Linked DNA regions of Mus musculus: region 2 is linked to region 1. The links are chromatin loops, found by intact Hi-C in ENCODE. Cell type or tissue: left cerebral cortex. All regions are shown on one strand.

Region 1 (4,000 bases):
GACGCTCCAGAGAACAGCAGAATTGCAGCTTTGACTGGAAGGGAAACGCTGGGTGCGGATGACACCCTGTCAGACACCTTCCTTGTGAAAGTGGGAGCAATTCTTTTAGCTGCTGGTGATAATGCCTAGAATTTACATCCTGTGTGAGTGTGACTGCATTTATATAGTGCCTGCTTTGTAAGAAAGCATCTCCTGGATGTTATCGAATTTCCTCTTGCTCTTGCTAAGCTTGAGGGTGAGAAAAATCAAAGTAACGTCCTTTATTTGGTATGAAGCAGAGAAATCTGATTTGATGTTTTTCCGTGTCAACCGCCTCTTAAAATCTCAACTCAAGTCACAGAAACAGTGCACAAACAGGGTCCTCCACATCCATTTCCCCAGCTGCCTTTCATATTGCCCACACGTGCACGCATTTCATTTCTAGAGGTGTTAATGGCCTGTTGTCTTCCTGTCTAATATAAGACGCTTTTGCTTCTCTGGAATATTCTTACTTCTCATCATGCACAATGCTACGTATTCTATTGAAGAATCAGAGGGAACTCGTTTGCTTCAGCTTCTCAGTAGTGTAGACTGACTGTAGTGGCGGTCGCCGTGCATAGAACACACTCCCCTGTTAGCGTGCGTTCCTTGGTTCCAGAGACTTTTGTTTCTCTCCCATTCCTTCACTTCACAACGCCATTTCAGTATGGATTTAAATTTTTTGAGATCATAATTTGACCACATCTCTCCCCTCTAAACCCTTCCACAAACATCTCCCCACTCTCCCTCAAATCCATGGCCTCTTTTCTTTTTGAATTAATTTATTATTTCATAAGCATTAATTTTTCCTTGTTACTGAAAGTAGACTTTTTTATCAATATACCCTGATCATGATTTCCCTTCCCTCTACTTCTCCCCGTTCCTCCCCACATCTCCTCCCACCTGAGACCACCCCTTTCTGTCTCTCATTAGAAAAGAAACCGGCTTCTAGGGGACTATACTATACTATGATAAAACAAAAACAAATATGTCAGAATAGGACAAAATAAACGAACAGAAGGGGAAAGCCAAGAAAAGGCATAAGGAATAAACACAGATGTAAAGACTGGCTAGTTCCCACATTCAGAAATCCCATAAAGCCACTAAACTGAAGGGCTGGGTACATAGACAAAGAACCTGCAGGGTAAAAAGAGAGAAGAAACATATATAAATAAAAAAAGATAAAATTTGAAAAGAAAAAACCCCAGACATGACATTGTAAGATGAAAATCACCTCCAAAGATGTCTGTGTGTTAACTCTGGTGGCCATCTATGGCTGGGCACATGGCCTACCATTGAGAGCAGTTTGTTTCCTCAGTGAGATTCCCTTAGAGAAAACCAAACTTTCATTTGCAAGAGGTTGTCAGTAAGAGATGGCTTCTGGCTTAGAGATGGGGTGTCCATGTCTTTCAGGTCATCAGCAAGTATTTTTAACCATTTTGCCTAAAACCACCTCACCAAAGCATCCGCTCAAAAACTTTTTTATTGTTGAACTTGGCTTATTTTGCAATACAAACCTAACAGAGTTCAGTCTTGACAAAAATGCCCACCTTAAACATCTTTGAAGACACCAAGTGAATCAGATCCCAACTTGTAACATTGTAGGATGATTTTAGTCCCAATGAAGACAGGCCTAGAAGAAAAATCCCACAGGAAAAGAAGATGCACTTGGTCCTAAAACCTCCATCAATTATAAGCCTTTGATCTGCCCCATCGAAAGCCAGGGCTTGTCTGCTTCCCTTGTGATCTTTATAAAAAGCTGTTTGTCCTTTGAGTCCTCCAGTGAAATGGGTTCTTAGACGATGCATTTATAGCTCGTCTTCATCGCCTCTGTTCTTGAGAACGATTTGCTGCTTAAATTGCTTAAAAAAAAAAAAAGACTTGGTTTTAAGCTCGATTTTGCTAGATTCTATCAACTGGGAAAAGCTTGGAACCTTTTTTTTTTTTCTTCTAGCCTTCATTCCTAGGCTTCAAGAAGCCTTGGTCTGACAGGTGCACCAGAAGCAGGGGTCATCAGGAGTCCTAGAGCACTAGACAGCTCCAGTCTAAGAACATTCATGCAGCATGCTACAGGGAGAACACAGAATGGTAGCCATGAGCTGTGGGATGGTGGCACCCAGGCTTTGACACACTGTGAGGGCCACAGATATCATTTTAACCTGAAAGTCTGGCCTTCCTCTATGTTGACTCCTTGTTGGCTTTTTCTTTCTTTTTAATCTTTTCTCACAAACACACATTTCATCGTAACTCAGTCTGTAGCCAATGTCTTCATTTTCCTATTTAGTAACTAGACACTTGAGCCAGCCCTCCCCTCCTCAGTATGCGAAGTTCTGGCTATATTTGTATTTCTTCTTCCTCAGCAGGGATTTTTCCCACAATCCCTTACCTATAAGAGCCTTTGTTGTAGCTTGCAAAGACCATACGACCCAACAGGTTCACTGCTGGGTCTTTACAATAGAGAAGCACTCACACAGTGTATATAAAGTATTCTTTGCAAAGAAACACTCTGTGAGGTAATGTATCAGCTAACTGGCCATTTAGTCCTTCCATACTGTTTACATCAAAATAACAAATTGCCCAGGGCAAATACATAGTTTTATCTTTCATTGTAAAAAGTAAAATTAAACTAAGTCAGTGGGGTTGATAATGAATGTGCAAACATGTGATACAAAATGCTAAGTGTTATTTTAACATATCTATTCCCACTGTTCTTAAATTTCTCATTTGTCATTGACCAGGGGAAATCTTTCGTAACGTATTTCTTTTCTTGATAACTACCAAATTCAATTTAATAACTGTCAAGTAGTAGTTTCCCCGGAAGGCAGGAGTGAGAATGGATTTGGGACGGGTACTGAGAGAGCCCCAGCTGCATCTGTCAAAGTCAACGCTCTGTAGAACTGAGCCAGCGTGCTCATCTGTGCTTCGAATGTCTTTAACTAAAAGGTAGGGATAGGGAGGCTGCTCTTTGAAATGCTTTTAAAAAATCAATACGGCAGACATTGCCCTACCTCAGTCTATCTGTTTGTCACTGTAAAGAGCAGTCTCTTGGGTTTTCCTCTTCAAGAATATGATAACTTTGCAGTAAAATGGCAGTGGTCTGTTTAGTTCTGGAAGCCTCCTGGTACCAAGTTCTGGACTTGGAGTTCAAGTTTTCTTCCAAGTCAGTTCTGTAGCGTTCTGTATTCACCAGTGATGACCTGGAACTGTTCTGGTTTTACAAACACAGGAGGATCTCAGCCAAAACTCATCATCAGGCCGTTAACTTCAACATCTTCGAGGGCATGGTTTGTCACGGGGTGCCCCTGGTGACTATTTCAAGAGGCAGAGTGGTGTATGAAGCAGGTGTTTTCAACGTCACAGCAGGACATGGGAAGTTTATTCCCCGCCAACCCTTTGCCGAATACATTTACAAACGAATCAAGCAGCGAGACCAGGTGAGTGGCAACACAGTGACCAGTGCTGTCTACACACCTTGGGTGTCAGGTTCGTCATTTATTGTTCACGGTGGCGGCACCATGTCAGAGTGCATTTAACATGCTCCTGGAGAGTCAAGATTGACCAGAGAAGACAGGCACACCCCAGCTTTCAGTGAAAGAGTAAATCCCCTAGTTGGAGGTTTGTAGATGTGTCTCTTATAGTTTTCTTGACTTTCTTTTTCGGGATAGGGCCTTAAGCAACCTATTCATCATTAGGTATGGGTCTTCCAAGAACCAGGCATCCAGATGGATCAAGTGGGGTTTGTCGGAGACACCTGTGAGAGAATAGTTAAAGGAGCTGGGGAAACACTGAGGGCAAAAATGCCATTTAAGGATGACCTGAGAGACAGGAGAAGCCAGGAAAGGGAGGGACACATTTTAGAAGGCTAGCTATACAGGGCACATCTGGTTGGGTTCTGTTTAGGGAGAACCTTTAGGCCACCTGTACTGGCTAGTTTTGTGTCAACTTGACACAGCTGGAGTTATCACCGAGAAAGGAGCTTCAG
Region 2 (4,000 bases), 48 kb after region 1:
AGTCTATCATGAGTTCTTGGGTGTCTGCTATTGTCCTGAGGCCTGAGCGAGGGGCTCCTTTTGGAGTCTTTCAAGGCCACCATAACAAAATGCCTTAGGGAGAAGCAGGGGATGTTATTTCTTAGAGTTTTGGAAACTGGAAGACCCTGTTCATGGTTTCACAGGAAGAGGCTCTGGTGAGGGCTTTCCTCCAGTGTACAGATAGTTGCTTCCTCTCTGTGTGTTCTCAGGTAGCAGAGCGGGGAGAGGGGAATCAGGGTTTCTCCTCCTTTTTGTCTCTCCTCTCCTTCTTTTTATTTTTCCAGTATGTTATCGTTAATCAAGTATGAAGCCTCCATCTCTCTGTTGGATCAGTTTTGTCTCTCTCTTCAGCGATGGTAAGCCATAACCTATCAGTCACTTTGGGTGAGGTCTCATTAACCTCATCAACTCCCTTAGAGAGTGCACTTCCTTGGACAGCCACACTGGGCACATGCATTCCACACTGGGCACATGCATTCAATGCCCAGCCACCTGTCCTTGGGTGCTGTCTAACTGTTATAAAACATTGGCTCATTCTGACTGATTTTGAGCTCAGTTGCCAGTTTGCACTTGATCTTCTCGAAGGTCATGACTTCCTCCAGTGTTCCCGCCCCTGCTGGCCTTAGCCCACCTCCCAGCCATGCCCTGGGATCTCTTCTCTTCACCTTGTTGCTTGGGGTAGCTTGAGTGTGCTGTAAGCTGATTTCCAGTCTCTGCATCTTGGCATTTCTTTGAGCTCCCTTTGCTTCTCTTGCTTTCTGTGTACCGGACCGAGTCCCTCAGCCTCTATGCTATTTCTGTTGGCAGCTTCTAAAAGCCTCCTTGATCCCTTTAACCTATAATTTCTCTTCATTTTGCTTCCATTATCAATAATGCTTATTGCCTGACTCAACAGCCTTGTCTCTTCAACATAAAGAGCCTGCTTCTTGCTCTTACAGCATCAATTTTCCAAGAGTAAGCACCACTACCTTGCTTTTATCCCTAGCCTACAGTTTGCAACACGCCCCAAGCAGGCAAGCCTTAGCTCAAGTTTACAGCAGAGTGCCACCAGGATCCTGTCTTTCTTTCATAGGGTTAAGGGGACTTTCATGAGACCTAGTTGGGTGGGTGGGTGGGGGGCAGAAAAGAACAGAGCTGTGGTGAAGACCCTGAGTCAAACCCAGTGCCCTGCAGAGCTGCGCAGTCAGTGTATTTAACCTGAGCCCACAGTTACCTGCTTTTATGCAGAGCTGAGTTGTTGCCATAGAAATGGGAACACCAGCCCTTTCCATCTACTCTGCTTATGTAGCTAGAAAACACAGCTGCTGGGGTTTTCTCTGGTACTCTGTGTGTGTGTGTGTGTGTGTGTGTGTGTGTGTGTGTGTGTGTGTGTGTGTGGTGTGTGTGTGTGTGTGTGTGTGTGTGTGCGCGCGCGCGCGCGCGCGAACATGCGCACTACTCCTATTCCTGAGCACTATCCTTTGAACACAAATCAAACTTCAACATCCATGTATGTTTCCTATCTTGCTTCAGATACAAGGTGCAGTAAGATACTATAACACATAGACCATGAAACAGTAACAACTTGCAAGCAAATGGCCTGCCCTGAGAGTGCTCTAGAATGCTCCCCAGTGAGGCACACAGTAGGCCTGCTGCTCTACTGAGGGTGCAAGAGAAAAAGGTCAGGAGCTATGACCTCCAGGACTATTGCTGTTTCTCTCGCTGGCAGAACACTGCCAGCTCATTCTGACCCTGCTTCTGCACAGAATCCAATGGCCTAAACTCAGCCAGCACAGTTTATCTGCAGTCACCCGAGGGAAATTACCCCAATGGGATAATCTGTCATTTCCTCCAGGGCACCTCCAACCAATTCTGCCTCCAGCTTTCTTTGGGACCTGACATGATGTGAAAAGTCATTTGAAAATAAATTCCTGCAAAAGGCAGAGAGAAATTTTGAAAAGGTTCCAGGCATGGAGACAGGATGCCTGCCCTCTAGCTTGTACCTGCCTATATGGGCTGTGTGGCCTTTGATAGGTCATTTCACCTCCTGGGCCTTCAGCTTGCTCCCTGCTGACCCAGTGGTCTCTAGGTGAGAGATGAATGCTAGCCACAAATGCCCGGAATGAGCACTTGGCAGCCACTTCTGAGGCAGAGAATCAAAGCTCGGCTGGCCCTGGGAGTGGGACACAGGAGGAATGAAAGGTGACCGCTCGCCTTTTTCTTATCTTTTTTTATTCCCCCTCTTTCTTGCTTGCTGTTAAGCTCTTGAAACTTTTTATCTTTTGGTTGGGAACACGCTGTTCTCTCAGGCTGCCAAAATAGTGTGAGCGGGAGCTGCAGCCTCCTCTGAGGTGGAACGAATTCCTCATCACTCTGGTTTAGTCATTTTTGCCTTGGGAAAGCCAGCAACTGCATTCTCCAAGAAGGCGGACTTCATCCAGAAGGAGATTAATGGAAGCCTCGGGGTAAACAAAGTAGCAAGTGCAGGACAATTCACCCAGTCACTGTGTGCTGCAAAGCCGGGAGGGAAGCTCTCGGTTGGCCAAGCTGGCTCGCTTTGCCTCAGTGAACCCTACAAACCAGCTCCCATGCTAACCACAGCCAGGACGTCAGGCCAGAGACCCACTCTTCCCAAGACAGGTAGACGTGAGCTACTGGGCCTTCAGCAGGACACCCCTCAGCAGTCTTCCCTGAGCTTGAGAGGCCAGGTACCAGCCCTGAAAAGCTGTCTTCCCATTCCTTCACCACAAAAGCAGATGACTAAGGTAGAAGACAGGTTTAAAAGTACTCTCTGGTCCTGGGGCTGGATTCCTGGATTCCTGGATTCCTGGATTCTTTTAAAAGCAATTTTAGAAGCAAGATTATATTTGAAAGTTTACTTACAAGTTCCGCTTAGGTTCCTCCACAAGCACAAAGCACACCCTTCTGGAAGCTCGTAGGCTTAATATAGGTCAGGGAAAGGGGAACTGGACATGAGAAGGTAGGTGGGCCACATCACCCTGAATCAATCTTCTCATTTCCTCCACAAAGTGACGAAGTTATTTAATGTCATCAAGGGTAAAAACTGGAAAAAGGAGCCACAGGTTTCATTCCAGCACTTTCCTTAGACATTAACCCTAGGAAATAACATAATAGGATATTTTCAAAACAATGAGTTGTAGAAATGAGGACCCCCCCCCATTCTCTTCCTTCCCTTTTTCCTCCCTGCTCACCCCAGCCATGGGGAGGGCAGATTGGTCTTGCCCTCAGGCCCCACCCACAGCTGAAAAGTCAGATTTCTGGATGAGCCCATAGCTCTGAAGCTACTAGGTGATTCCAACGCACACATAGTACTTATCAGCTTAGAAGTTTACTTCTCTGGCTGAAAAGACCATTGTTCTTCAAAAGATGTAGACAAGTCTCAAAAACTTTGTATAAAGCCAGTCAATCAGTCTGTGAAAGTTTTTATGTTAAATGGCTTAGTCGGCCATCATTGGGAGGAGAGGCCCTTGGTCTCGCGAAGATCATACGCTCTAGTACAGGGGAACGCCAGGGCCAGGAAGCGGGAGTGGGTGGGTTGGAGAGCAGGTCTGGGAGAGGGTATAGGGGACTTTGGGGATAGCATTTGAAATGTAAATGAAGAAAATATCTAATAAGAAAAAAATTTAAAAGCAAAAAAATTTACAATTTCTAGGCAAATTCAAATGTCTCTAAGAAGGATGTTGCCTTAAATATTATTACTAATAACAATTTTGATCATATGACTGAGTGAAAAGCTATAGAAATGTCAAGGTATCAAGTCATATTTTCAAAATTATTACCCATATGCATTTGCAAGCTTGTCAGAATTTCAAAGACACACCTACACATTAAGAAGTGACATTTACAATTAATCTCCTGATTAAATTATCGATATTCTCTCTTCTCAAAATGTTTCTTTTATTTATTTCATATGTGCTGTCTGGACTCTTCAACAATGCCAACAGTTTTCCTGTCTCCCTAAAATTTTGGAAGTATTCAT

The links. Peaks named below come from ENCODE experiments on the same cell type or tissue, not always from the same donor. Only the 100,000 strongest peaks of a DNase experiment are listed, where the experiment ranks them.
Region 2: it touches region 1 in a loop (2.3-fold over the local background); 1 of 42 quality-filtered maps calls a loop at or near these places.

Annotation. Positions count from the first base shown.
Region 1 is chr15:39,792,679-39,796,678 of GRCm38, reverse strand. Dpys (dihydropyrimidinase) reads left to right here. Exons shown (of 10, transcript NM_001164466.1): 8 at 3,245-3,452. Among named protein-coding and RNA genes, the nearest start is that of Gm16291, 2.4 kb to the left of the region's middle. In left cerebral cortex, no CTCF peak of the experiment used is centred here; a DNase peak (open chromatin) is centred at 1,780; H3K27ac peaks cover 945 bases.
Region 2 is chr15:39,744,851-39,748,850 of GRCm38, reverse strand. Dcstamp (dendrocyte expressed seven transmembrane protein) reads right to left here and starts at 2,921. Exons shown (of 4, transcript NM_029422.4): 1 at 2,884-2,921. In left cerebral cortex, no CTCF peak of the experiment used is centred here; DNase peaks (open chromatin) are centred at 1,200, 1,832 and 2,332; H3K27ac peaks cover 2,030 bases.